Regions from separate parts of the Mus musculus genome. Here region 2 is linked to region 1. The links are chromatin loops, found by intact Hi-C in ENCODE. Cell type or tissue: gastrocnemius. All regions are shown on one strand. Each heading gives the region's core, and the rest is flanking DNA. Links, peaks and the distances in the headings are about the cores only.

Region 1 (15,504 bases), core at 4,868-8,867:
TCCAGATGTTTCTAGACCCACCTGTTTGCGGCAGATGTTCCCGAGATGCCACCTGGTTCACCTGGCAAATGCTTCAACCAGGAGCAACAGGTTTATGGAAATAAAGGAGTAACTTTTCTCTGTTTTATATCCTTCTAAATTTGGAAGGCATAGTAGCATTAATAGATGGAATTTCTTGTGGCCTAGAAGCATGGAAGGGATTTTCAAAACTAGTCTTCAAAATGACAAGTTGAATAGCAAGACTAAGTAGCAGCAAAAGTTAAATATTTAAGTTATCCAATAGAAATGGGTATGACTCAGCAAAGCAATCCTCCCTCCCTCTCTCTCCCTCCCTCCCTCCCTCTCTCCCTCTCTCCCTCTCTCCCTCTCCCTCTCTCTCTCTCTCTCTCTCTCTCTCTCTCTCTCTCTCTCTCTCTCTGTGTGTGTGTGTTTCCACAGGGCGATAAAGGGCGCATGCACCTTACCCTGGGATAGTCCTGTGTTTTTCTGTGCACTGAGAACCATCAAAGGCTCCACGTTTGCTGTGTATAAATTTGGCAAATTTACACGCGGAAAGGGAAAAGTAACAAATGTACCTACGAATAACAGCATTAGTGGATCTTCAAATCCTGTGGCTTAGTGAGAAAAAGTACAAAAATAAAATGAAATAGAAAATTAAACATCGCTTAAATATGCAAATTAAATCACATATTCCCATCTATAATATCTCCTTGTGAGGACGTATACATATGATGATATACATTAAATATACAGCACTCAGGAGACTGAGCCTGAGCATCACTCGTGACCGGATGTTTGAAACCAGCCTGGGCAATACCGAGTCTATCTTCAGAGAAAAGAAAGGATAATAAAAAACCATGAGTGAGCGTGTTCACCAGCCATGGAGATGATGCTTCCATGAGGGTAAAAGAACACACACCAATCAAAAAGGAGGAAGCAAGAGGGAGGGGGCGGTAAGTAGCACATGATACAGAAATCCTGGGTCCCTTCATTTCTCCATCTAGCTTATGATGGTGAATTACTCTGCCTAACTCATCCTTGTGGGTGATAACCAGGCCATAGAAATGCAGCTAATTCGAGGTTGCAGGAGGCTCGCTATTTGAGAGTACTTGCTACTCTTCCAGAGGACCGAGGTTCAGTTACCATCACCCACATAATGTATAACAACTCTTCGTAACTCCAGTTCCAAGGATCTGACAACCTCTTCTGATCCTTAATTGCACCAGGCACACATGCCTTGTGCACATGAAGGCAAACAGTCATATGCATAGCATAAAAATAAATATTTTATAAGTACGAATACTAGAGAAAATCCTGGATTCCTTTGTTTCCTGTACTATTTCATGTGACAATGTCTTTCCCACCATGTTTCTCATTTTGTATTGCCCTGCTATTCCAGTCATGCCTGGTAACTGTTTGGTGATCTAGATGTTTGGCTGACTGTCAATAGCACCCTTCCTTACTGGAACAAAGTGTAGGAAACAGGCTAATATTCATATTCTATTATCAACAACTAGGCAAGTCTCTGCCCTGTATGTGGTCTCACTTAGTGCTGCTCTCAGGGAGGAGTGGGGAAATGCCCACCTTTAATGTCCTTTTTGGAATTTTAAATGAATCAAAATTCTTTAATGTTATGCGCACGGGTGTGTTACCCTTACGTATGCCTGTGTGCTATGCGTATGGCTGGTGTCATGGCATCCGGTCCTCTGGAACTGTGGCTGCAGATGGCTGTAAGCTGTCCTGTGAGTGCTGAGAGTCAAGCCCAGGCTCCCTGCTAGCACAGCCAGAGCTACCTGAACCAGCCCCTAGCATCTACCTAGCATCTGCCTAAAATCCAAGATTTTCTTTTCATGTGTTGCTTTCAGAATCAGTGCAACATCTTTCTCTGGTCAGAATAGATCACATTTTTAATTTAGGTGTGTGTGTGTGTGTGTGTGTGTGTGTGTGTGTGTGTGTGTGTGTGTGAGGATTTTGAGAAGAAAGACCTTCTTCCACTAGGAGTTAAGCAACTATGGAATTAGAGGCATTGGAGTGGGAAAGCTAAACACGTTTCATGATTAGAAAACACCCACAGCACTTGGAAGGTGCTCTTCCCCAACCCTGTGGTTGGGGCAACCCTGCATGCAACCCTGTGGCATGCTGAAGTCTTTAGTGAGATAAGTGTTCCCACAACAGGACAAGCTTCCAGGAAGACTGTCAAAGCTGAAGCTTGACATTAAAGTAAAGTGGCTATTGATTTAAATAATCTCATGTTTACTCTTTCGAATCAATCATCTTTATCAACAAAAATATTACATGGCCTAAATTGGTTTTTCCCACTTTGGCCTAAGAGATCCAAAGCTACGATTGCATCTAGATTTATCTATGGTTACTATGGAGATGACTTACTTTGTCAGGATTTACACAGACATCCCAGAAGGGAGGGGGAAATTGGGCTATTGAATTCTTTAAAGACCTTGTGAGGTGACAGGACACCTAAAGCTGCTACATTTTGGTGGAGACACCTGAGCAGCATGTACATAGAGCCTGGGACGGAGACCTACCATTGCTTTCACCTCAAACACACCACTGTGAGGACTGCAGCCCATCATTCTTTGATTTCAGAGAGCTATTGGATTTATAACCTGGACCAACAGACTCAAGATTCGAAAGCACATATAAATTCTACTCAGACTTAATGGAGAGAGTATAGCAAAGAATTTTTAAAATGGCTGCTGCCCGGCACAATGAATTTGAGATCTTTTCTGCCCTAAGGTGTGTGAGGGTGAGGCTGGGCCGGGTACTCCTTCAAGGTCTCTTTCTCTTCCTGGAGTGCAGGCAAGAGCTTGCATGTTTGCATTCTCCTCACTTTCATCCCCTCCCCACCCCCCACTTCACAGGCTCCTCAATACCCCAACCCTAGGTTTATTTTCAATCCTTTGTTTAAAAGGGAAAGTAAATCCAACATTTATATTCTACTACATAGTGCGTCAGTGTAACGGTGTGACTGCAGAGTGTGTAAAGTTAGTACGTTACCTCCATATCGAGGGTGAGGCTGGGCCACGTGTACCAGAGCGATGTGCCCACTTACCTGTGCTCCTGGATACTCAGCTTGCCATCTTGAAGTCCTGGTGGTGTATAGCGTTCTCTCTGGGAGCAGTTGAGATACAGACATTTAGTAGAGTTGGTAAAAAAATGTTCCTCTGGTCTTCTGGGATGCCTGGGGCTCCACCACTTGACATGGTATTCTTTACTTTCGACGGACAGTTATAAATGGCAGCATTATGTTGTCCCCTTACCAGTGGCCTTCTGGTTGTTAATTAAAATGTACGGGAGCCCCTTAGTTTGAACTGAGTTATTGCATGAAGCATCAATAGACCCTAGGCAGCGATAACAGAGTCATTCTTAGCATCTGTCATTTAATCAAATTGTATTTGAAAGTGGGCCTGGTCTTCGGAACAAAGGAAGCTCATGGCACCTGGTTTAAGGGACCCAAACTGAGCCTGCGTGTTAAGGAAGCCCTTGCTTTTTTTTTTTTAAGCAGTCTAAGATAATTAACTCTGTAACAGGCTACTCACTTGGTGTCTGATTTCTGTGTTCTTCAGCTTTTTCCCTATAGAGTCCTTCCCCCCTTTCAGTTCATTTGCCAGACCATCATTTGATTTTTAGGTGGAATGTTGCATGACTCCCCAAATGCTACACACTCAAAGGTTATTTTTTTTATTATTTTTTTATGTCTTTAAACTCAATGTGTTGACTGTTTGTCCTTTGCGACAGCTCGTCACTCTGCTTTGAGACCCTTCCTCTTCCAAGAAGCTGGTGTGTGTAATCGCTCATCAGCTGTGCTACCTCCCACCCTGAAAACTTTATTGATCATCCATGACCTCCTGAATCCAGTTGAACTTCTTTTCTTGGCAGCGAACATTTTCTTGCTATCTCCTAACCAGCCTTCCTGGGCTTATCTACAAAAGCCTTTGACCTAAAACCTACATTCTTGGCAGTCTGCTTGTTTTATATGGTACTTGCCCATGCATGAGGAAACTGTGTGAGAGAATGTTAAGTTGGGAGGTTGCCTTTAGCAGTTGATAATTATCTCACGGATGGAGGTGTGAATGTGTCCCACACTGACACTCATTCTTCAACATCCACCATCAGTATCCTTTGGAGAAGACCACCTAGCATGCGAATTCAGGTCCTCCTCGGAATCTGTGGCAGAGGGAGTGTGCAGCTTGAAGACTTCCTGTTGGAGCACGGGGTGGGGGGTGGAGTTGTGCAAAAGGATGGGCAAGATTGTGAAAGTAGGGGGTAAGCAGGAGCTGGTGTCACGGGTCCATTTCACCTGTTTAAACTTCCCTGTAAGGTCAGATCACTCAAGTCAATCCAGGTGCTCTTTGGGTGGGTGATACAGTAGGCTTGTGATTGGCATTCAATGAGAAAGACATGCTGATTATAGTACAACCCAATGTCAAGGAAAGGGAGGACCCAGGCGGGTGGAACCTGCTGAAAACTAGCATAGAGGTCACTAGGGTACAAGCCAGAAGGCATGAGCCAGCCTTATGAGTAGCCTTCCCAGAAAGTTAAGTATGTGGCTATGGTCTGAACGCCCCTCACAGCTCATGTGTTGAAATGAGATCTTCATTATAGTAGTAGAGACAGGGCTGTTGGTGGGGTGATTAAGTCAGAAGGACTTTGCCTTCATGCATGACTTCATTCCTTCAGAAAGAGCAAGAGAGAAATATTGGTCAGTTTTGTATCTCTCTTCTGCCACATGAAGACAGTGTTCATCCATTTACGGATGTCTCGGTTTGATATAATGCCTCATGGAGCCCAGAGTGTCCCAGAACACGTTACATAGCTGCTGATAATCATGAACTTCAGATCTTCTTTAGCTTCCCTTCCCAGTGTTGAGATTCTAAGAGTCACCCACCACACCCAGTTTCTGATTGAAGCTAGAGCCTCATGTATACTAGGTGAGCATTCTACCAGCTGAGCTACAGCTAGCTTTCTTCTCTTTGGCTTTCTCTCCTGTCTACGTGTGTGGATATTTAGATGACACCATCATTGGAGAGTAGATCTTCACCAGACACAGCTCCTCTTGGTCCTATGACCTTGCAATTGTCAGCCTCTAGAACTGTGAGAACATCAATGTATTTTCTTTATACATTACTCAAATCTAGATATTTTGTTACAGCAGAACACTCAGACTAAGGTAGACACTCCATTAGAGTAAAGGTAGGATTGCAGGGATTGTACCTGGCTAAGTCCTCAATGCAGAGCAAACAGTGACCTGAAAATCCCGTTGTGGGATTTTGTAGATGATGCTTAAAAGAGGGCTGTTTCCTCCTCAACTTCACTTTTACGTACATGTCATCAGTCCATATGCGTTACTATGCACCTATAATAACTAAGGTCCCTGAGAGGAGCTGACTTAACTGGCTTAATATGACTTTCTCTAGTTACATCCATTTACCTGCAAACAACACAACCATTCTTCATGGTTTAAAAAAAAAAGCCATCCCATGGTGTGTCCACACCTTGCTGTCTGTGTCCTTTTCAATGTTTATTTCTGTTGGCTGTACTGTTCACAGAAGCTGGGTTATGGGATCAACAGAGCTAATTCTTCTACACCAGCACTATCATGACAATTTCTCTGAATACAATGGAACCTTCTCCTTAACCCTTTCTCCTCTTCTCTCTGCATTTCTCTCATTGCTTCTTAAGGACTTGACTTTACTTTTTGACAGAGGGTCAGCCCTCAGAATGGAATCAAAAGTGAAGCTTCCTGAGGGCTGGTGGGACTCACAGGCAGAACAATTCTCCCTTCTAAATCTGTTTCTCAGAGCAACAGCAAAAACCTCTGAAGCTGTGAGAATCTAGGTTTCTCTTGAGAAATTTTCATTTACAGTAGATGGAATGTCAGGAGATATCAATGGGTGTCATTGAGAATAAAATACTGCCCAGCTTCTAAATTCTTTTCAAAACAAATATGTACATTTGATACATGCAAGGTTTGAGTGTGCAAATAGTGACTCATCATTTGGATGATCCCTCATCTAACATAAGGGTTGGGCCTATGATGACTCTGACTAAGGGTTATGCTTTTTTTTTTCCTTCCCAGCTGATAAGTTTGTCTAGAATGATATGGTTTCCCACCTGTGTTCCCAGAATCCATACCACCTGTGTATAACAGACTTCCCTTCCAAGTTCATTATGGCATAGGCTCAACCTTGTAAACTCTCTGTAGACCCCACTACCACACTCACTGGGAGATTTGAGGATAATTGCCAGGTTCTTTTAATTTTTTTGAGTGTTAATATTTTTCATTTTAAGACTAGTAAAAAAAAAATCCTCACTCTGCAAGGTGGTGGTGGTGGCAGATACCTTTAAGCCCAGCAATGTGGATGCAGAGGATGTAGATCTCTCTGAGTTTGAGGCCAGCTTAATCTACAGAGTGAAGTCCAGGACAGTCAGGGCTGCAGAGAGAAATGCTGTCTCAAACAAACAAATCAACCAACCAACCAACCAACCAACCAACCAACCGTCACCATGAAGCCATAGCTGGGGTCACAGGAGTTTGAGAGACTCTACCTCTGCTCTTTTCATGGTTGCTAAGATGAGTTCCCAGACTCGCATGGGAAGTGCTCTCAACTGCTGGGCCATCTCATTAAGATAGGATCATGAAGTTAAGGATTTAACTCGGTGGGAAAGTATAATCAAGCCATGGCCCTGGCTTCAGTCCCCAACGTGGGAGTAGGGTTGGGGTTGGTGGGATCGGTGGGTGGAGGGAATGAAGATAAGATCCCTCTGTGTAACATAGGAGAGCTCAAATTTTCCTCTCCTCTTGTCTCAGCCTCCCTTGTGCTGGTTTGCACGTGTGTCTCCACTATACCTGGCTCATCATAAGGCATTGTTACATGAGAATGCTGTTTGTGTTTTTGCTGGTGGATAGCTTCTGGAGATCCACAAGAAACTGTCCAATCCCTGGATGAGTTTTCTCACTCAGACTTCAGTGGCTTTAAGAAGTATGTCCGGTGCCTGCCTGGGAGGGCTGCTATAGAGTAAGTTTTACGGGAGGCCTGGATCTCCCCTCTCCTGTTCCATGGTTCTAAACCCCATGTAGTCTTGAAGTACTTGTTTAAGAAGTAACGCAACTGTGCATTCGAAATGACTGTGGCTTGAATCAAATCTTAGGCTCCTCTACTTGCAGACGCGCTCACTCTAGGAATTGGCCCTTGTCCTCCATGGTGCAGTGCAGACGGTGTTAGCCCTGTTCCGACAGAAAGATGGAAAGCCAAGGGCGCTTCAAGGCCAGTCTCCAGGACTCCAGTCGTTCCTCACCGGGTACTTAGCTGTGGACGTCGTGAGGAGGGTTTTCAGGGACAGAAGTTCCTGGCAGTGATTCTTTAGATCAATTTCCAGAGTATTATTTTGGGAGTGAACTGGACCTCTGGTATTTTTTTTTTTCATTTTTTATTAGGTATTTAGCTCATTTACATTTCCAATGCTATACCAAAAGTCCCCCTTACCCACCCACCCCCACTCCCCTACCCATCCACTCCCCCCCTTTGGCCCTGGCGTTCCCCTGTACCGGGGCACACAAAGTCTGCGTGTCCAATGGGCCTCTCTTTCCAGTGATGGCCGACTAGGCCATCTTTTGATACATATGCAGCTAGAGTCAAGAGCTCAGGGGTACTGGTTAGTTCATAATGTTGTTCCACCTATAGGGTTGAAGATCCCTTTAGCTCCTTGGGTACTTTCTCTAGCTCCTCTATTGGGAGCCCTGTGATCCATCCATTAGCTGACTGTGAGCATCCACTTCTGTGTTTGCTAGGCCCCGGCATAGTCTCACAAGAGACAGCTACATCTGGGTCCTTTCAGTAAAATCTTGCTAGTGTATGCAATGGTGTCAGCATTTGGAAGCTGATTATGGGGTGGATCCCTGGATATGGCAGTCTCTACATGGTCCATCCTTTCATCTCAGCTCCATACTTTGTCTCTGTAACTCCTTCCATGGGTGTTTTGTTCCCACTTCTAAGGAGGGGCATAGTGTCCACACTTCAGTCTTCATTTTTCTTGAGTTTCATGTGTTTAGGAAATTGTATCTTATATCGTGGGTATCCTAGGTTTTGGGCTAGTATCCACTTATCAGTGAGTACATATTGTGTGAGTTCCTTTGTGAAAAGGAGATCAAGGGGATACAAATTGGAAAAGAGGAAGTCAAAATATCACTTTTTGCAGATGATATGATAGTATATATAAGTGACCCTAAAAATTCCACCAGAGAACTCCTAAACCTGATAAACAGCTTCGGTGAAGTAGCTGGATATAAAATTAACTCAAACAAGTCAATGGCCTTTCTCTACACAAAGAATAAACAGGCTGAGAAAGAAATTAGGGAAACAACACCCTTCTCAATAGCCACAAATAATATAAAATATCTCGGCGTGACTCTAACGAAGGAAGTGAAAGATCTGTATGATAAAAACTTCAAGTCCCTGAAGAAAGAAATTAAAGAAGATCTCAGAAGATGGAAAGATCTCCCATGCTCATGGATTGGCAGGACCAACATTGTAAAAATGGCTATCTTGCCAAAAGCAATCTACAGATTCAATGCAATCCCCATTAAAATTCCAACTCAATTCTTCAACGAATTAGAAGGAGCAATTTGCAAATTCATCTGGAATAACAAAAAACCGAGGATAGCAAAAACTCTTCTCAAGGATAAAAGAACCTCTGGTGGAATCACCATGCCTGACCTAAAGCTTTACTACAGAGCAATTGTGATAAAAACTGCATGGTACTGGTATAGAGACAGACAAGTGGACCAATGGAATAGAATTGAAGACCCAGAAATGAACCCACACACCTATGGTCACTTGATCTTCGACAAGGGAGCCAAAACCATCCAGTGGAAGAAAGACAGCATTTTCAACAATTGGTGCTGGCACAACTGGTTGTTATCATGTAGAAGAATGCGAATCGATCCATACTTATCTCCTTGTACTAAGGTCAAATCTAAGTGGATCAAGGAACTTCACATAAAACCAGAGACACTGAAACTTATAGAGGAGAAAGTGGGGAAAAGCCTTGAAGATATGGGCACAGGGGAAAAATTCCTGAACAGAACAGCAATGGCTTGTGCTGTAAGATCGAGAATTGACAAATGGGACCTAATGAAACTCCAAAGTTTCTGCAAGGCAAAAGACACTGTCTATAAGACAAAAAGACCACCAACAGACTGGGAAAGGATCTTTACCTATCCTAAATCAGATAGGGGACTAATATCCAACATATATAAAGAACTCAAGAAGGTGGACCTCAGAAAATCAAATAACCCCCTTAAAAAATGGGGCTCAGAACTGAACAAAGAATTCTCACCTGAGGAATACCGAATGGCAGAGAAGCACCTGAAAAAATGTTCAACATCCTTAATCATCAGGGAAATGCAAATCAAAACAACCCTGAGATTCCACCTCACACCAGTCAGAATGGCTAAGATCAAAAATTCAGGTGACAGCAGATGCTGGCGAGGATGTGGAGAAAGAGGAACACTCCTCCATTGTTGGTGGGATTGCAGGCTTGTAAAACCACTCTGGAAATCAGTCTGGCGGTTCCTCAGAAAATTGGACATAGTACTACCGGAGGATCCAGCAAGACCTCTGGTATTTTTGGAGGTTAAAAAAGAAGTGTTCCGAAACATTGTCTGTGCAACAGCCTCATGCTGCCCCCTTCTGGAACTTTTGATATTTGTCAAATGCTTTGTTGAATTAGGCTTTTTATAAATACAAACAAGATTTACTATTCTATCCTTTCTCCTGGGAAAATGTTATTTTACAACTTTAATCAGACTACAATTTTTTTAAAAATTATTTATTTATATATTCACTTTACATCCCAATATCAACCCCCCTCCTCTTAGTTCCATCCCCCTCCCCTTCTCCCCTGAGAAGGGGGACCCCTATATCACACTCCCCCCATAAGCCCCCCACTCCTATACATCAGTCACTGCAGGACTGTGTGCATCCTTTACTCTCACTGAGGACAGACAAGGTGGCTCAGTTAGAGGAACAGCATCCAGAGGCAAGCAACAAATTCAGGAGCAGACCCTACTCCGGTTGTTGGGAGACCTGCATGAAGACCAAGATGCACATCTGCTGTATACGTGCCGGGGTGGGGGGCAAGGTCCGGTCATGCTCACTCTTTGGTTGGTGTCTCAGTCTCTAAGAGCCCCCAGGGTCCAGGTTAGTTGACTCTGTTGGTCTTCCTGTGGAGTCCCTATCCTCTTCAGGTCACCCAGTCCTTCCCCTGACTCTTCCACAAGACTCCTGAGAACTCCATCTAATGTTTGGTTGTGGGTGCTGTTTTGGTCAGCTGTTGAGTGGAGTCTCTCAGAGGACGATTATGCTAGGATCCTGTCTGTAAGCATAACAGAGTGTTATGAATAGTGTCCGGAATTGGTTCTTGTCCGTGGGATGGGTCTCAATTTGGGCCAGTCACTGGTTGGTCATTCCCTTTGTCTGTGTTCCATCTTTGTCCCTGCACATTTTGTAGATAGGGCACATTTTGGGTTGAGAGTTTTGTGGGTGGGTCTGATTACAAAGTTTTCAAGTGAAAACTTGATCATGAACTAGTTCACTGTGCTTTTTCTACCCAATCGATCCTTACAACTAATAAACTTACACATTTGAAAAAAAACGTATTTTGTGAAGTAGAGTGGGTGCTGGTTACTCTTTCAGACTTATCTGTCTCAACTAACAGTAGCAATCTAATATGATTATACCAATCTTCTTAATTACACATGCCAGATTTTCCTGTGATATGAACATACGGGAAGGAATCGTGGTATAAGAGGAGGTGCACTTATGGTCTTAATATTTTATTAAACTTGGAGAAACCCCAGAGACTTTCCTTAATTTTCATGTATGTGAGACTTTGTGCTGTGTGTGTTTGTTTTGAGACACTCTGGCTTATCCCGTCTGACATCAGACTCACTGTGTAGGGGAGGCTGCTTTGAACCCCCGCACTCATGCTTTCGCTTACCAAGTAATGAAATTGCCCTGATAGTTAGACATTGTTCCAGGTGGTTTTAGGGCTGGAGAGATGGCTAATCTGTTAAGAGTGCTCTTGGCTCTTGCAGAGCACTGGAGTTAAGTCCTCAGCACCCACAGTGGCTCACGACCTCTCAGCTGCCTGTTCTGTCCTCTGCGGACATTCACGCTTGCTTGTGCACATTTGGTTGTACACACAGACACACACACACAGAGACACACAGACACACACACACACAGACACACACACACACAGACACACACACACACACACACACAAATAAAAGTAAATATAGATCTTAAGACTAACTAAAAGTAGTTCTAAGCCTGGTGTGGTGGTGTGTGTCTGTAATAACAGCACTTGGGATGTGGGAGCAGGAAGAGTCTGAGTCCAGTGAGGGCTACATGATATCTTATCTCACTGTACCTCCCAAATCTACTAACCAATTCTACTCAAACCAAAAGGAAGTGCCTCCTCCCTTGCTGCCCCCCCCCCCTGTCTGCTAAGAATTGGCTGCTAAATCTCAAGTTGAGCTTCAGTTCCTTGAATCTCAGCTTCTTCTTCCCTAAAATGAGGGAGAGTAATGTCATTTCTGAGACTTCTGGGACAATTTCTGGTGAAGAGAATGTTAGCAAATGTGTAAGTGGAAGGTGTGTGGTTGATAACACACATGTAGCCCAGCTCCTCAGCAGCCTGAGGTAAGAAAATCACGACCGTGAGTCTGGTCTGTCCCCACCACTACTATCACCAGCTAGTGAAGAGACAGTGAAAAGAATAGCAGAACCAACTAAGCAACAGCAACGCCCATCTAGTGGTGGCCATAGCTGCGACCTGTCCACTCTTACATGAGGAGGCTCTTCTCATTTGCTCTGAAATTCCCTAGCTCTCCCATCTCTGTTGCTGAGGAGGATGGGGGGCAGGCAAAGGAAAGCACAGACCCAGAGAACAGAACTTTCATTTCCTTCCTCCCAGGAATGTCCTTTCCTCCCCACAGTACCTGAGGGGAGCAGGAACTTCAGGAGTGATGTATTATAGAAGGGGTGCTCGAGTGGCTACAGACTTTCCTGGTATGTGAGGCCACGCTGCTCTAGGAACAGATGCAAGGAGCACACCCCAGAGGTGCTTGACTTTGAAGAAACACTTGGCAGAGACGTGGCAGCTGCCCCTGTGCAGTGAAAGCAGGCGTTTGTGGAGAGACCGGAGTCCAGACACCAAGAAGGTGGGAGGAAACCCAGATCCATGAGGCTTACCTTTGTCAGTTAAAATAGTGAGAACAGGATGAGGAGATGGCTCAGCAGCTAAGAGCACTTGCTGCTCCTGCAGAAGATCAGGGTTCCAATCTCAGCACCAACGTGGAGGCTCACAACCATTTGTAACCCCAGTTCCAGAGGGTCTAATAGGCACATGGGCTGTCATATGCATGCATGCAGGCCAAACATTCATACACATAAAAGTAAAATAAAAAAAAAATAGTGAAAACAGGGGCTGGAGAGATGACTCAGTGGTTAAGATGCTGCAAAGTCATGACACTGGAATTTAGACCCCAGCCATCCATTCACAAGGATTAAGTGGGACTTTTCTCTCAAGTTAGAGTCTGAGTGCCCTGTGTGTTACTAGTTGTGTCAGCTGTCTTATTTTAACCAAATAGCTTCTATGAGATGAGACACATGCTGGCTTGTCTTCTACACAGTAGGTAACATGGCAGAGTCCAGGAACTACTCAAATATAATTGAACAGCACAATAAATAAGATAAAGGGAAATAGTTTGAAACAGTCACGTGGAGACCAGAAAGAAAGGAAGAAAGAAAGGAAGAAAGAAAGAGAGGAAGGAAGAAAGAAAGACAGGAAGGAAGGAAGGAAGGAAGGAAGGAAGGAAGAGAAAATGAAATCCTTTTTTTCTTTTAAATTACAGATTGGAGAAGTAATCACCTATTAAAGATACAAGTTTGAGTTTCCCCATCAACGTTTATATCTAGAAAGGACAAGTCAAACAACAGCTCTTCCTAGCAAGGGCCATGTAGGTTATTTAAGGATGAGTAGACACAGTGTTCCTGACATGGAGGTACACAGAGGGCACAGACTTTCTGTCTGGGAGCCGAGGTCCTTTGAACTCACAGGAGCAGACCAAAGATGAGACTGCAAAGCAGGAAGTCCGAACCAGAGACCCAGTGCAGATAGTGAGGTTTTAAGCAGTGTTCTGTGTGTACATTTGTGACAAGCAAGCATAGGGGAAGGTTTAGCAACCTGGAGCTCCACTTGGCTTGGGCCATATACACATCCTTCTTCTAATGATGCACTTGGTTTGTGAAATTTCCCTGCCTGTACTACACACACACACACACACACACACACACACACACACACACACTCTCTTCTTTTTCTGCATCATCACCACCACCACCACCACTACCATCATCATCACCATCATCTAGCAACCTGTTAGCAGCTTAGGACCCCCTCACCTACATTGAGCTCAGGCACACCCCATTTTGAAAGATAGAATGCATTTTTCTTTCCTTTAATCATCATGAAATGCAGAGATTCTGTTCAGTCATACTCCAGTTATGACCAGGCACTGTGTGTGTGTGTGTGTGTGTGTGTGTGTGTGTGTGTGTGTGTGTGTAGAGGAATCTGGCTTGAACTAGTTTTGTGTGCTAGTTTTGTGTGCATATGCAGTAATGCAAACATTGCCCTCTAGGTGAACTTTCTGGGAGGATCCCCTATTTACCATTTCCCATCTATGCATAGTGAGCAAGATATGATTACATGTGCATCATATGTGCATATGATTACAACCAGAGGGGAAGGGTGGGCACAGTGAGAAGGGCTTATGTAATACAACTCTGTCAATCAAAACAGAGAGCCACCCACACCAACATCCTTAGGCATCAAGTTTTCCCTTCTCTTGAGCCTCACAGAAGGAAAGCCAAGCAGTATTTGAGGCCCCTGAGTATCCCGACTGGTGGCCTGCTATTCTTGACAGGGTGTTCTTCACACCCTTGCTTCACTGTTGTTATTTATTTCTTTTTTCTGGCTTGTATTGCTGCTTCAGTTTGCACAGTGCTTCCCAGCTGCTGTTGCAAACTGGGTGCACCCTGCTATTTCTTCTGTGGGTTTGAGGAGATCAAGAGCCTGGAAACACCTGGCCCTGCCCCAGCCACCCAGCAGCCCTGCCCCATGTGGCAGCCGCATTCTTTCTCTGACAGAAGCATGGAACTTGACACCTAAAAAATGTTGTATCCTTCCTGCCTTTTGAGTTTTGGAGGGAGAAAGTAAAACTTCCTTTTTTTTTTTTTCCTTTCCTAATTTAACTTGTACCTGAAGTCTAAGAATAGGTACAAAGGATTTTATGGCTATTGGAAGCTAGACTGTTCTGAGATCCTGCTGGCCCTGCAGCAAATGGAGGGGGTGGTTCTTAGATGGCAGAACCTCCTGGAAGGAGTTGGCTCTGTTAATGGTTTCAGCTAGGGTGTTGGTGTGAGGCATCCACTGATGCTCTCTCTATCAATGCTTCTAGAAGGCCAAGGTTGGAAGAGGGCCAACCTGGCACAGAACTGGTATTAGAAGCCACGCGGTACAGGGCTGCTTGGACAAAGACGAGTGTATTTTTATCTAGTAGCCTGTCCCCTGAAGGGACCCCGACACGGCTTCTATTTTTCAGTAGTACTTTGTTGGAGTGGATTTTGCCTTTGGGGGAAAATTCAGCAGTACCAGGAGATGTTTTGACTACCATCATTAGGGGAGGAGTCACTGTTGGCATTGGATGGGCAGGGGACAGGGTTGCTGCCCAGCATCTGTGAGCACACAGGATGGCCCCTCTCCACAGAGAATTAGCTGGTCCAAAATGCCAATAGTGCCAAGATTGCGAAGTGCCAATTTGTGTCTGAGGATAAGTAAGCTTAGGGTGCCAACTTGCACTGGCCAGACCCTGGCACAACGTGAGAGGCCACAAAAGGCACTACCAGGCCCAACAGGGACTGCACGGGGTCAGAATCTATACTTGCATGAGGTCGGCAGGTGATTGTGTGTGTGTGTGTGTGTGTGTGTGTGTGTGTGTTCCACTTTGAGGAGCAAATCTGGAACTTAGGACAGCTATAAAGAACAAGGCAGGGTGACCCCAGGTTGACAAATAAGAAGAGCGCCTTGGCAGGTGCACCACCATTTTGGTCTCCACTTCCTTGCTACCCTTTCCTTCCCTTTCTCCCCGTCACTTCCGTTCCCTCCTCACTTCCGTTTTCCTTTTGCCACCTTTCTCTTCCTTCCTTCCTCTTCTGCTTACTCCTCTTCATCACGGCTGGGTCCGTTATCTTCTCGTCATCCATGCACCACTTTCTCTAGATCTTTAATTTAGTTAGGGTCTATCCTTGATACTGGCGTGGGATGGGAGATAACCGGAACTTTGTAAGTTAAAGGGCATCGTCCTGAAGGGACTTTGTAAAACCTGATGGCACAATTAAAGTTAACCTTTTCAGGAAC
Region 2 (15,504 bases), core at 5,210-9,209, 130 kb before region 1:
TTCACATAAGTGGGTACCTATAGCTTCTTCACAGTACTTTGAGGTAATATGCATTAGCGCTAGTTTATGAAGTGTGAAATAAGCAATTCTAGGCTGGGCTTGTGGTGCAGATAGAGAAATCATAGGGCATAGCTCAGTACTATAGCACCTGTCTAACATGCCTGAAGCCCTCGTTTCAGTCCACACTAGCACAAGACAGAAAAAGAAACTGTTTTTTCAGTCATCTTACCTTCTACTTTTGAGTATCTGGGTGTGTGTGTGTTTTCTGTATTTTGCTGGGGATCAAACCCAGGGCCTTAAGCATGCTAGATGGATTTCTTATTATCCTGTAAATTGACTCCTCCCCCTCCCCTTCCTTCAGAAGAAAATCATTGTGTACAGCTCATAGCTAAGAGGAAGTGAGTTTTTCTACTCCTGAAAGTAAAGTCCATAAACTATTTGAAATTGATGCACATGGGAGACTTGTCCTGTGTACTATTCAATCATTTAACTCGGTATGGATTCTGGGGTATATCTTGTTAGAATTATCCTAGCTTTAGCCATTGAGACCTCAGTAACTTCCTGTAGTCTTCTGATTGGCATATGTGTTTGTGCTGAGCATTTTTTTTACATTTTGGAATTACAAAATGCCAATGCTTTGTCTTGTGTATTTACACACTAGAGTCAGCAATTTTTCTTACATCTTAACTATATTTACTGGAAAGCAGTTCAATAAACCATTATCTAGGCAATAGGTATGCAAGAATCTACTTGACTGTGCATATACCCGATTCTAATAACACACCCGGCATCCTAAGGCTATTATATACACGTCTGTACACACAGACTGCACCTTGCAACCTAGGCCCCCTTACCCGCATTGGGTTACACACTCCATTCTAAACAATGGGATCCATGTCTCTTACCCTTAACAACCATCAACTATAGACATCCTATTCAGTCATATTCCAGTATGTCCTGGTACAAGAAGGTCAGATCTGGCCTAACCCAATTTCTGAAGCTCTCTGTAGCTCCTTGACGGTCCATAAGATGGCAGTCCCAGCTAACCCTCGACCACAGCATTTTGACTTGAAGACACTCAAGCAAGACATGTCTGGGCATCTCACCCACAGAAGCTAAAATAGCAGGTGCTATTTTAATCGTTAAATCTATGGGGGTGGGTATTGTCTGTTGGCTGGCAAAACTTATATGTATGCTCAAGGTCTGCAGTTTTCTATCAGTATACAAGGGTTTCTCTTTTTTGACTTTGGCAAACACTTTTATAATATTATAGGGTTTTCCATTTTAATTTTTTGTCAGCTTGGAAGGTGACAAAAGTAGTGTTCATTTTAATTACATTTGTTAGATTACATATTGAATAACCTTTCATTATCTAGATACTTGAGATTCCATTTCTGAGTGTTGATTTGAAGATATTTCTTACATAAGTAGCTCTTGATGGTTTTGGACATTGATATATCCTGATGTTTTTGCCTTTTTTTGCTAAACAAGTTTCACTTTGACGTAGTTAACAGTCATACATTGTTTTTGTTAAGATTTACATCTTATTAGGTAGGACCACTGACGTCTGAAATTTAGATTTTCAAATAGTACAAAGGCCTTTGTATTATAGATTGTTGAGAATGTAGCTGAAGAGATGAGATGGCCCAGTGGTTAGGAGAATTGGCTGCTCTTCAGAGGTCCCCAAGGTTCTATTCCCAAAACCCACATAGTAGTTCACAACTCTTCAACAACCCTGCACTTCCAGTTCCAGGAGATCTGTTACCCTTTTCTGGGCATCAGGCATACGTGCGACACATAGATGTCTGTGCTAGCTAGACACCTGTATACAAAATAAAAAAATAAAAGGAGTTAAGAAGCCAGGTGCGGTGGTGCATGCTTTTAATCCCATTTTGGGGAGTCACAGCTACTTAAGCTGCTATAAGCAAACTGTTGAGGGCTGCTATGATGACTCAGTGGCACCAAGCTTCATGTCCTCAATTCAATCCCTGGCACCCACATGTTGAAAAATTAGCCCTGATTATGGAAATATGAAAAATAAAAATATTGTTGAATGACTTGAAGTCTGGTTGAGTATTGCTTGCATAATTTGAATTTTCATGTGTGCTATCATGCTGTCTTGTCTGAATGCCACTGCCTAGTGCTTTATAAGTAATTTGAACCATTCGCAGTGTGTATTTAAATGAAGTATATAGCCTTTGAGTAAGTGAATGGTATGAATTTTGGCCTTCTGAAACTAAGATAATGAAGTATGTTACCAAATAATAGAAATGTTTTCCTACCTTTAGTTTTTAAGTGAAGCCCGTTGGGCAATGGCCTTAAGGCTAGTTAGAATGTCCACCAGGTGGCAGTAATGACTGACTGATGATACTGAAAGGCACTTTACCAATCAGTCGTCAAGAAACACCGTGTGAGGCTTCCTCCTTGGGAAATCTCTCCGTGGTCCTGTGGCTAACAGCACTCACTGGATCCCTCTGTAGTCGCGTGAGTGAGTCCCACACTTGAGGTAGGGATCACGGTATTTTGAGTTTCACTAGGCTATGCTTTCAACAGTGGGACTTTTTAGATTTTTTCTTTCTTAGTGACTTTTGGGTTATAATTTAAAGTAGGTTTGGTCGAAAAAACTTTCAAGTTCAGATTATTCAACTTAGGCTTGTGTTTGTATTTATATAAACCCTACAGGTTTACAGAGAAATTGGAAATAAACATTTCATTGCTTGATTTCATATGTTGATGATAATATTGCTTAACTTATTTACTAGACTATTTACTGATTTATATAGGTCCTCTTTCTTCATGGGATAGGACCATAAAAACGGCTCTTGAAAAGATAAGTTCATTAGGAATTGATAAGTCCTAGGATCATGAAAACTGACTTCAGTCTCTTGGACTCCAGTTACTAAGTCAGAAAGCCACGGAGCATCCATGGCACCAACAGGAACCAGACTGTGACGACCCTAGAGAGACTGCCATTCACCCCTGCCCTCTGGGTGACCGTTAGGTTCTCCACTCATGAGAATAAATCTCCAGAGCCTTCTGGTCTGGTCGCTTACAGCTGGTACTCTACAGTTTAATTAATGGCTACACTTGCAAAAATTATACCTACATTTTCCAGTGTGTCCAGTGAAGCAGTAGTACTCCAAGAGGCTACTTTGGTTGGAGGGGATAGGAATTGGGGTTAAAAAACAAACAAAGAAACCAAAAACGTACTTTTGTCTTTATGTGTTTTTCAGGTCAAATCATATTAAAGGCACTCTGAAACCTCTGCCAAAGGCAGGCACTACTCTCTGAGGAACATTTATTTTACCACTATGGCACTTGTCACAGTGGCCTGGAAACCCCAGGTAGATGCTAGGTAGCATATGGTCCTGAAAGATGGCTCATAAAAGCAAGTGCTATCCTTCCCCCTTTGATTTTTAGCTCATCTTGAAAGTCTTGTGGCAGTATATAATTAAGATTGCTGCCTAAGTCTGTTCACATTTAAGTACAGAGTAAGTGAGATTTTCTATAGCTGAGTTCTTAGGAAGATAATGATTATGTAAATCAAGTAAAGGCTTCTATTTTGCTTGGAACTTTATCTAACTCATGTACACCATTGCTGGCACTGAGTGACTGATAGAGTTTAGCTGTGTAGCTTAGCTGACATTTGTAGCTGTCACCTTTATGATGATAATCAACACTGATGAAGCAATATGACTAGAACTGTTGTTGCCCCCCTTTTTTGTAAGTTATGCTGATGTAGAGTTTACTTGAATTTTATTCCAGGGTAGTAATTGAGGTGTTAAAGCCACTGACTGCAAGAGTGCTTTGGGTCTGATAACTCAGGGAGATAGTATATTTAAAAGTCTAGAGAATTCTCCCTAGCTAAATTTATAATAGAATATGCCTTTTGATGCCTGCTGCCATGTTTTGTTAAGATATTTTCTGGGTTTCTCTGTATAGCTCTGGTTGTCCTGGAACTCACTTTGTAGACTAGGCTGGCCTCGAACTCAGAAGTCCGCCTGCCTCTGCCTCCCGAGTGCTGGGATTAAACTTGTGCGCCACCATGCCCGGCTCCATTTGTCCTTTTGACTGTAGTATAAATTTATTACCCATCCAACATGGGCCTACCCATAGTTTCACACTTGGACCATAGCACAGCAGAGACTAGGTGGAATGGGAGAGAGTAGTGGAATTTGGACAAAGCTAAGCTACAACTAGAATGCCTTGTGGGGAAGGGTGGCACATGCCATGTCTTAAGGTGCTTGGAACAGCTGGGGACCAGTGGACAAGCACTGAACAAGCATCTCTTCCTCACCCTCATCACTTCTCCTTCCTCTGCTCCCAGTGTCTTATGCCGAGGCTGGTCACATTCGTACTGAAACACTACACCTAGCTCCTTCCTCTTTAACTTTGCATAACTAATAGACTGTTCAGGTAAGTAGATACTTTCTCCTTCAAATTGTCGAGAGCAGTGACCTGGCTTTCTCCTGTCCCCACAGCTTCTTACTGCTTATGCATGGACAGACTTATTCTCATATGGACTTTGCCTCAGTCTGTAGCCCATAGCTTATTTAAGTACTGTAGGTCAGAGAATCCCCTGGTTTATGTCTACACACGTGTGCAGACCAGCCTGGGTCTCCAGAGAACCTTTGTTCTCTGGTCACCTACAGAACTGGAGGAGATGGTGCAGGACACTAGAGCCTCAGGTAGTTCTAGATCCTCCCCGAGGTTCCAGACTCTTCATGATAACAAATCACACAGCCAGACGAGGTCACCAGGGCTCACCCAGAGCACCTTGGGAATCCCTTGGGGAGCCCTAGAATGAGGAGGCACACAGTTCAGCTGAGCTGCGCAAGTCATTAGTAGGCCCTAGGGGAAAGCTGCTCATAAGGCTGCTTGCTTCTCAGCACTGCCCCTCTGGTTCTGATGGGGCTTCTTTGGTGGATCTTGGACCTTTTGTGGTAGAAGGCAGCGATCAGCAGTTGGCTGGGAGAAGCACTAGGCTTTCTTTCTGAATCCAGGGCTGGCCATTAGTCTTAGTAATGAGGTCAGTTTTGTTCATTTTAAATGTCCCCAACCCTAAAACACTTCTGTTTCAGGCCCCAGTTCAACTGTCATTTTTTTCTATAGGTTCTCAATTTTAATAAAAAATTATGCTATGACATGCTGTCTGGGTGTCATAGCATTTTATGTGCATTGCTGATCAAACCCCACAAGCATCTAAATGTGTCTGCCTATAAGTTTTAAAGGAGCTATAAACTTACTAAGAGTAAAAGTTGCTTTCCTCTTCTGTGTGTGTGTGTGTGTGTGTGTGTGTGTGTGTGTGTGTGTGTGTGTGTGTGAGTGAGAGAGAGGGAGAGAGAGAGAGAGAGAGACAGGTCAACTTTAGGGTCACTTGTCAGGCGCCATTCATCTTGTGTTTTGAGATGGGCGTCTTTCATTGGCCTAGAGCCACTGAGTAGGCCAGGCTAGCTGGGCAGTAAGCACCAGAGATCTATTTGTCTGTCTTGTCTAGCACTGGCATTACAAACAAGTATCACCATCCCTGGGTTTATAAATTTGGGGTTCTGTGGATGGAACCCTGGTGGACTTGATGGACTAAACCCTCTCCCCAGCCCCATCAAAAGGAAGTGAAGTGTGACCTGTCCACCTATTCCTGGCCTTGCAAGCTTCCTATTATGAATAGAGTGACATGCTTATTAAACAGCAAGTTGAAGTCCAAAGACTGCTACTTTCCTAAGTCATTATTTCAACAAGTATCTTGAAAGCCCTAAGTATGAATAAGACACACCTATATCTTACCTTCACAGCGCTTACAGAACTCTCCACCTTCATACTCTGTTTCCTCCGTCCGTTTCACTGTTTCTGGTAAAGCAAATGTTGCCTCAGGTGATGGTGAGCTGAGCTGGAACCTTCGTTCTTGCTCGCTTGACAGATGCTGCTGCTGGCCTTGAGCAGCGAGCAGAAGGCACCTGCTCCTGCAACACTCAGCATGACTATAGTACACCTAATGCTCCCTGATAGCTGGGAACTGGAATGAGCCCAGCAGTGGCCTTGGGTATCTACCTAGTCACAGTTTGGGTGCTAGGAACATAGGTTGGATCTCCTGGAGTAAGTAAGTTCCCAGGGTAAGTCAGACCAAGGGTGAAGAAAGAGCATGGATATTTTTTAAAGCCCATGTTTATTTATTTCTGGTCCAATGGGATAGGAAATGAGGGACAGTTTTCAAAGTTCAGGCGGGGAGGGAGCTTAATGTTCTAAGGATGAAGCTAAAGCTTAGAAGAGGGAGAGGAACAGAGAGCGAGGGAGGGAGGGAGACACACACATGGATAGGATCTAGGCTGGAGGAGAGCGAGGTCAAGATAGGATCTTCATATGGCACTCACACTGGCCTGTAACTGGTGCTCCTCTGCCTCATGTAACTGGTGCTCCTCTGCCTCAGACTCCTGTGTGCTGGGATTGCAAGATGTGCCATCATGCCTAGCTCAGAGCTTGTTCTGTGAATTGCTCAGCTTGCTTATTAAAGATGCAGTGGTGTCTATTTCTGTGGATATTAACCCTTCTTTAAAAAAAAAAAAAAGTTTTCTTAAATGTATTCTTGCCTGGTAAGAACCTATAGCCTAGCTATGAGAGAGGAATCACATCTTTTTAAAAGAATAGAGTAAAGGGAACTTGACTCTAATTAGAAACTGGAAGACTTGAATGATGGCCTCTGAGGGAAGGGGTTGAGTCTGTGAAAGCTAAAAAGGTAGGCAGGCTGTGGGGGCTTTGCAACAGGCGGAGTTCAGAAATCTGTGTTCATCCTCAGCCAGCAATCTAGTGCACAGAACCTACAGGGAAGCTGACTGCAGCTTTATACTTAGTATTTTTTCCTTCTGCATATCTTAAACATAGTATTTATTGGGAAAATATTCCAGACTCATGTACTTGGACATGGGAAAGCTCATGGCTTCTCAGACCCTGCTATTTGGCAAGGGAGAGGTAGGCCAAATGGCTGCTGCACATGGATTGGCTTTGGGACTGGCTGGGCGAGCCTCCCAGTTCCACCTGCACTCTGACTCACTCTGTCTACCTTTGATACCCTTCCTGGGGCACGTTTTCTGTTCTGCTAGATTGCTCCTCACTGGCTGAGAAGATGCCCTCTCACCTTGGCCTGTGCAGGCATGTACCTCTCATTAATAATCAGGAGCCCTGCCTCCCCTGGTGCCTCTCCAGAATATGCACCTTTCTGAGTTCTTGTGTTTCACACTGGGGAGCCTGGGATTCTGAGCGTCTCGAAGGTGCATGGTGCATAAGGTGCCATTGCAGAGCTACTTAGAGCTGCCTTAGTTGGCAGCTCTTTATTAATACACAAAATTTTCTTCTCAGTATTTGTTAAAAAACAAACAAGTACATTTAAGCTGGGCGTGGTGGTATATACCTTAATCCTAGCATGCAGGAGGCAAAGGCAGGAGAATCTCTGAGTTCGAGGCCAGCCTGATCTAATAATAATAGAGACCCTGTCTCTTAAAAAACCAATTCTGAGTAATTCTAGCCCTGCCTTTGTAGGAAGTGATTGTTACTAATTCTAAGCTCACCGAAGACTGAAGGATGCTTTCTGCCTCCAGAAATCATAACAAGATTTCCTTTTCTCATCACTACATTCTCTGAAATTTCCAAAGTCTTTTGGAGTTGTTCCTGCAGGCCTGAAGTCTAGAAATGTGCCGGGTCACCATGTGAATGACTGGTTCCTGTAGGTATGGGAAGGGTCGCCTGTAATCAGCTGTGAAGTGGCACATCTATTATTGACTACCTCACTCCTTCACTCGTCCGCGAGGCTCTACTCTCTCCTGTTGCTTTAGCTGTTAGGAATAGACAAGTGAATAAGATAGAAATCGCTCCATTTAATGGAGGGAGGTAGATAATGTTGGGGTATTGATCCGAGAAGACTGCTCTGACACAGCTTAAGCCAATAAAAAGTCTTTATTAGCCAACCGATACGGTGGTTGCGATCTCAGAGTAGACCCGGTCCTTTCTCAGGGTGAGCTCGTAAGCACAACACACGCGTTCTGGGTTGACACACTTGAGTTACCAAGAACATGAGCCAGAAGCAGAACTACAGAAGCCAAACAGCAAGGCTAGTACATTTAGAGACTTTTCCAGAACGGTGGATTTTGATGGTTTCAGCATTTGTTTTAGTTTTGGGAGGTGGTGCTGTCTCTGCGCTGGGTTTTGTGGCCTGGATGGTACGTCTATCATGGAGTCAGTGGCCAGGGGGCCTTGTTTCAGATAAAACAAAGAAAGTAGAGCAGTTGCTTATTGGAATAGGAGAAGTGCTATAGAGAAAAAGAGAGCCAGGGCAGGGGAGGTTTGCTGCCAGTCTGCGCAGGCAAGTAGGAAAAGCATGTGTATTTGTACCTTTTTAACACTGCATAGGCTAGATAAGAACTCTAGCACCGATTGCCCCAGCTCTGAGCATTTTGATTTAAAATGGCCTGTAGAAAAACCATGGTGTTGTGAGAAAGGAGAAGGACTTAGCCATACATATCATGGAGAAAGCATTTCAGTCCAAGAGTGGGGGACTGAAGCAGGAGGTGTGGGGCATGTTGAGAAGCAGGCCAGTGACAGCCATCATTAGTATCGATGAGTGCTGTGGCCTCTTGCTGGCCAGACACTGTGAGAAAGACTGTACCCCCACTCTCTCATAAACCCTCCAGGATTGCTCATTTCCCATTCACAGGAGAGCAGACGGAGGCCAGACTGCTTGTGTAAGGTGTGGAGACAGTCTGGCTCCAGAACCTCCCGCCATCATTTCATGATGAAGGGGTAGCTGGAATTGCTCATCCTGCTATAGGCTGCCCCTTGGCTCTTAGGCGAGAATACTCTTTTCATCATCAAGTCGAGCAGTAGCTGGGATTCTCTGGAGCAGCTGGTTCATTTTAAACTGATGAATTTTGTACTGGGGGCAGTGACTGCAGATCTTGACTTTATGTTAATCATTGGCTATTTAAAGACCCTCTCATTTCTTTTTTTTAAATTTATGCGTATGGATATTTTGCCTGCATATATTTCTGTGCACCCCATGAGGTCACCACTCCAAGGTTGTAACCTTGGAGGCTGAGAGAAACTAGAATTGTAGACATTTGTGAGCTGTCACATAGGTGCTGGGAATTGAACCCAGGTCTTCTGGAAGACCATCCAGTGCCTTTAACTGCTGTGCATCTCTCCAGCTCCTCTTTTTGTTTCTTTTCTTCGGTTTTTAATATGTTTTATTAATATCATATTGCCTACCATGTCTCTGGATCATATTATTAATCCTTTCCATTCATCCCCCTGACTCCTCCCACATCCACTTCCCACACTCTACCGATCCCAGCGGAACATCTTCATTTTCTTTTTCTCTTTTCGGTTCTTAATGTGATTGTGTTTCGTAGGTCAGAATAACTCCTTTATATTCCAGAAGTAGGGAAAGATGAATGAATAGAACTATACTTTATTTTTAAGCAGGGTGTCATTATGTAATTCTGGTTGACCTGGAACACACAGCGTTCTGCCTGCCTCTGCCTTATGAGTGCTGAGATTAAAACTACGCGTCATGACACCTAGCCAGAAATACACTTCGAAAGAAAGCACAGGGTACTTGACAGTTTAGAACTAGGAAGCTTGTTGCCCTGGTTCTAGGTTAAGCCACTGTTCAGCCCTACCGGGCAGGGCAGGGCAGGGCTTCCTACTTCTCCATTCTTTCAGTGGAGCACAGCCTTTCAAGCTCAGGGTTTCCTCCAGGGCTTGGGGTGGGGTGGGGTTTGGGGAGAAGCAGCACACAATTGCTGAGTCAGGGCCCTGAGTCTTACGTGGGTCTGTGTGGCTTTTGATCAGGTGTGCAGCTGCATCATGGGAGTGGGTTTCAGGCTGAGGAGCCTGGCCTGCCTAGGATGTGTGCTGTGGGCTGATCCCCCCGCCCCCTCTTTTACCTCCTTGCTCAAATATTCATTCATTTCTGATTTCCCAATCCAACCCTGGCTAAAGAGAGAAGTATCTTTTGGGAGCAGGCGCCTAGAGCCGTGGAAGGATGTGGAGAGCGGAAGCTCACTTGTGAAATGCATGTCCCTGCTCATCTTTCTGCGCTGTCTCCAGGTCCGCGCCAGGATGATGCGGAGCCACCCTGGGAGAGTCAGCATTCTCTCCTGAAAGATGGAGTTGACACACGCGCCTAGAATCTTCAAGGGCTGGCCACCATCAATCTTCTAGACCTTCTCAGGGGGGCTCATCTTGCTGCTGGTGCTAGCGGAAGTCAGCCTCTGCTGGAGATGGTTCAGGGGTGAGAGGGGTGAAAGAATATTCTTTTTTTCTGTTAACTCTTTCCCGAGTACTTACAATATGAATAATTCCATCCTTTTCACACATATCCCAGAAATTTCTCTCCCTTTTCCTCGTTTCATTTCCCCTCAAATCGCCTATGGTTATTGTCTGACTGACGTAGCGTATGTTCACTTGCCAACACTGACAGGCGCACTCCACAAGGATAGGAGATTTTCTTTTCTGAACTTGCTGTGTCCCAGACATAGAGCACAAGCTGGCACTAGAAGCTCCTGGTACGTATTTATAGATTATATACATTATAAATAAATCCATGTAGTGTGTGTGTGTGTGTGTGTGTGTGTGTGTGTATGTATGTGTGTGTGTGTGCACGCTAGGGCTTGAACCTAGGGTCTTGTGGACGCTAAGCAAGCATACTACCACTGAGCTATACCCACAAACCTTAAAACACTGGGACATCTATATACCAGACACCATCTTTGTCTCTGTCTTATGTGAAAGGGAAACAAGCAGTAGCACAGGTGAGATTCACAATGCAAAGAGCAGGGGCCAGGGCTGGAATTGGAAGCACAACAACCCTGCAACGATGGGAGACTGGGACTTGGGGTTGGAGAAGGGAGCAGAGAAGCTGCCAGCCAAGGGGCTCATAGGACACTGGCTGATGGACTGCATTCTGAGGTCGTGGGGCACTCTAAGCAGGAATTTGACGTGAGCGGATTCTCTCTCCATCCCCACTGTCAGCATTTGGGTGGAAGGACAAGGCAGCAAAAATCAATCCTCACATCAGCTCCACGACGTCAGCGAGTCGGTGGTTTGATGCTCGGAGCTCTTGAGTCAGATACCGGGTATGAGATGAGGCTGCCCTCAGCAGTTAACCTCCAGCCTATCTAGGGAAGAAAGCAAATCACAGGCATAGCCTTCTTCAAATGCCAGGCCACCGTGTCCTGTGGATCCGAAGAGGCAGCACTTGGTGAGAGGTCATATGGGTCTTTGTAATGCCTTCTGGAAGGTTCCTCCTCACCGTCAAAGTCAGAAGGAAGAGAAGCCGTGAAACCTGAACACTTTAACAAGTCAGTCTCTCCTACTCAGAACCACGTGAGAGCACCAAGGGAAAAGGAAAACCCTGCTTCCCCACTTATTTCATGTATACCATTTAGTATTATTATTTTGAGGCAGTCTCACTATGTAGCCCTGGCTGGCCTGGAGCTCATACAGGTCTGCCTGTCTCTATCTTCTAAATTCCTGGATTAAGTTCACGTACCACCACCCCCAGCCCCTATATATACAATTTAAAATGGTACAAACGGTGCCTTTAACAGTTGGAGGAGATTTCTTCTTTTTGTTTTTGTGTCAAGTTCCCTTCATGTTAGTGGTTCTCAACCTTCCTGATGCTGAGACCCATTAATATAGTTCCTCATGTTGTGGTGACCCCTGAACCACAAAGTTATTTTTGTTGTTAATTTATAACTAATCTTGCTACCTCTATGAGCTGTAATGTAAATGTGTTTTCTGATGGTCTTAGGCAGCCCCCATAAAAGGGTCATTCAATCCCCAAAGAGATTGCGACCCACAGGTTGGGAACCACTGCTTTACACAGCCCTGGCTGTCCTAGCCAGGCGTGGTGGCGAACGCCTTTAATCCCAGCACTCAGGAGGCAGAGGCCGGCAGATTTCTGAGTTCGAGGCCAGCTTGGTCTACAAAGTGAGTTCCAGGATAGCCAGGGTTATACAGAGAAACCCTGTCTCAAAAAAAAAACAAAGACAAAACAAAAAACCAAACCAAAACAAAAAAACCTCATGATGTAGATCAGGTTAGTCTTGAACTCACAGAGATCCACCTGCCTCTGCCTCTTGAGTGCTGGGATTAAAGTCACCATTCCATGCCTTGAGGAGTTTGTTTGTTTGTTTTGTTGTTGTTGTTTTGCAGTAAGGGTTTTTTAGGGTTTTATTGCTGTGAGGAGACACCATGACCAAGATGACCAAGGAAATTCTTATATAAGAAAACATTTAATTGCGGTTGGCTTGCAGTTTCAGAGGTTCAGTCTATTATCCTCCTGGTGAGAATCATGGCAGCATCCAGAGAGACATGGTGCTGGAGGAGGAGCCAATCCAAAGGAGACTCTGATTCCACACTGGGCAGAGCTTGAACATAGGAGACCTCAAAGCCCATCTACACAATGATGTACTGCCTCCAATAAAGGCCACACCTATTCTAACTGGGCCCTACCTTCTATGTTTGCCACTCCCTATGGTCAAGCATTGAAACACATGAATCTGTGGGAACCAACCCATTCAAACCACCACAGTGAGGAAGAAGAAAAATGAAAAGTGATCAAAGGACCCGACTTGGACCAAGTCTGTAGTTTGTTGAGACTCAATTATTGGACATTATATGTCATCCCTCGGTCAATGGAATGGCACTAGCACACCAGTGTGCCAGCTCAGCCAAGCCCACCTGAGTGTGACAGGAGCTTGTGAATGCATGTTGGGGTGAAGGGTTTGTGCCTCAGATGAAATTGTCCAGACAGGAAGAACATATTGGCTGTCCTCATTCTTTGGGCTCTCCTTTGTTGGTCCTATGTGACATCACAAAGGTAACTACATGCCTACCATCCTGAAGGCGCTGTCACACCATGTCAATTTATTCATTTTGTTTTTTTTTTTTTTTTAAACCAGAAATGAAATTCACATTATATAAAATGTGCTCAAACTTAACAAATCAGTGCTGTAAGCTTTTCTAGTTCCAAATGTTCCTCATCCAGGAGGAAATCAGGAAGCTGCTTCCTGCCCCCACTTGGTCACCAATCTTTGTTCTGTCTCCACAGAGCCATCTCTAGTGGATATTCCATATAAATGGATGGCAGAACCTGTCGCCTTTTGTGTCTGCTTCCTTTCACTCACTGTAGCCTTTCTGCTCATGTGCCTCAGGGCATGTGTCAAGGCTTTTTTTTATGATCAGGTAATGCTGCATTTCATCTCTTCCTCTCCACCATCATCCCTTGGCTCCAGAGTGGTGCGTGTGAATGTCCTGGATGATGCTTTCAAGAGCATCGGTACTGGAAAGAGAGGCGACCTCCAGGACCTCACACGGCTGCGTCCATAGTGTCCAGCTTCTAACTGTGGTAGTGAAGCATGGCGCCATTGGTGGATTGGAGCTGAGAAATCGTTGTAAACTCATAGGCAGGCCATGGAGTCATGAGTGAGAGATTACATGAGTATCTCAGGGACCCAGAAAAGTGGGAAAACGATGATTCCAACTGTCAATTTAGTTTCATTTTACTGATGATGTCAGCTTGTGTCCTACGACCATGCAGAAGAAAGATAAAACCACACAGAAGGGAATCCTGGGCCTACTTCTCTAAGGTTATAAGATGTACACTTAAAAAAAAAATTACCTCAGTCGACAAAATGAAACATTGATATTGCGTGCATTCACCATTTTTCCTTCCTTCGTTTGCGGATGGGTATGTTGGCTGTTCTCACCTCTTGGCTACAGTGAACCTAAGTGTGCCAGTACCTGCTTCAGCTTGTACCAACCAGTACACACTGCCCACTGACATAAGACATACGCAGTTCAGTGGAGGAAAAGTGATGTTCTCCACAAATACATTGGAACCATGGAACACCCACAGGCAAGCAAGCAAGCAAGCAAGCAAGCAAGCAAGCAAGCAAGCAAGCAGGCAAGCAGGCAAGCAAGAACCATGGAACACCCATAGGCAAGCAAGCAAGCAAGCAAGCAAGCAAGCAAGCAAGCAAGCAAGCAAGCAAGCAAGCAAGCAAGCAAGCAGGCAAGCAGGCAAGCAAGAACCATGGAACACCCATAGGCAAGCAAGCAAGCAAGCAAGCAAGCAAGCAAGCAAGCAAGCAAGCAAGCAAGCAAGCAAGCAGGCAAGCAGGCAAGCAAGAACCATGGAACACCCATAGGCAAGCAAGCAAGCAAGCAAGCAAGCAAGCAAGCAAGCAAGCAAGCAAGCAAGCAAGCAAGCAGAGTTAACCTCTCAAGATGATTCACCAAAGATAGACCACAGATTTACATGAAAAAGTATAAAACCTTTTAAGAGCTGGCAAAATGGTTCACAGGGTAAAGGCATTTGCTCCTAGCTCTGAGGACCTGAGTTTGATTCCTAGGACCCATGTGGTAGAAGGAGAGAACCAAGTCCCTCAAATTGTCCTCTGCGTTCCGCCGGCCCCTGTGTGCACACAGACAGACAGATGTAAGGACAACATCTAGGAGGAAGGAGAGGGAAAACTTGTTAACACTCAGAGCTCCTTGAAGAGGTCTTAGAGGTGACACTCACTATGTCATTCATAAAAAAGGATGACAGTGGGTTTGTATCAAACTTAAAATATGTGCTGAGAAGACCTTATTGAAAGAAAGACAAGCCTAAGAGTTAGAGAAAGCATTTATAAACTACATGATTGGCAACTTTTGAAGTCAACAGTAAAATCAACAAACAAACAAAACAAAAAAACTAGAATTGGAAGACAGGACAAAGGCATGGAAAGATACTTCATTGGGGAGGAGCTACAGATGGCAAAAGAGATTCCTGAAAGGATGCTTAATGTAGCCATTAGGGAAGTGCTAATTAAAGCCATAGTAAGTAGAAGCAGTACTTATCTATCAGATGAGTTATGATGGTTGCAATGCCAAAGGCTGGGGAGAAAGCAGAGGAACTGGATTGTTCAGGTATTTCTGGGGGAAGTAATGTCACACGGTCACTCTAGGGAGACAGCTTGTAAATTTCTTATGTAACTACATTAGTACTTAGCGGAGAGATTCCGCTTTTACCGTAGCATTGTTCCAGAGAAATAAAAACTCATGCTTTCACAAGTCACATATAAATAGGTACTGAAATTAGCTTTACTGTTCTAGTTCCAGGCCAGAAGCAGCTAAACTCTGGCAGTCTATACCATGAATTATTATTCAGCAGTAAAAAATAATGAGCTGTTGGCATATGGAACAACCTGGAGAGATCTCTAGGGCATTATACTGATTTAAAAAAAAGTCTCCAAAGGTGTTGTGTAAGTCAATTACGTGGGATTTTTAAAAATTATTTTTTTAAAGTTTTATTGCATTATGATGAGAAAAGATACATACATAATTTCAATTTATCTGAATTTGTTAACATTTAAAAACATGTTTTGAGTAAATAAACTTACATCATATTCTTCTTTTCCTTTTGTACCCCAACTCCTCCCGGAGAGCTCCCCCCTTCAAAACCTGCAA

The links. Peaks named below come from ENCODE experiments on the same cell type or tissue, not always from the same donor. Only the 100,000 strongest peaks of a DNase experiment are listed, where the experiment ranks them.
Region 2: it touches region 1 in a loop (4-fold over the local background); 36 of 42 quality-filtered maps call a loop at or near these places.

The regions. Positions count from the first base shown.
Region 1 is chr3:69,888,418-69,903,921 of GRCm38, forward strand. No RefSeq gene overlaps it. Among named protein-coding and RNA genes, the nearest start is that of Gm35817, 14 kb to the left of the region's middle. In gastrocnemius, for the core only: no CTCF peak of the experiment used is centred there; a DNase peak (open chromatin) is centred at 7,256.
Region 2 is chr3:69,754,318-69,769,821 of GRCm38, forward strand. No RefSeq gene overlaps it. Among named protein-coding and RNA genes, the nearest start is that of Nmd3, 40 kb to the left of the region's middle. In gastrocnemius, for the core only: no CTCF peak of the experiment used is centred there; a DNase peak (open chromatin) is centred at 7,030.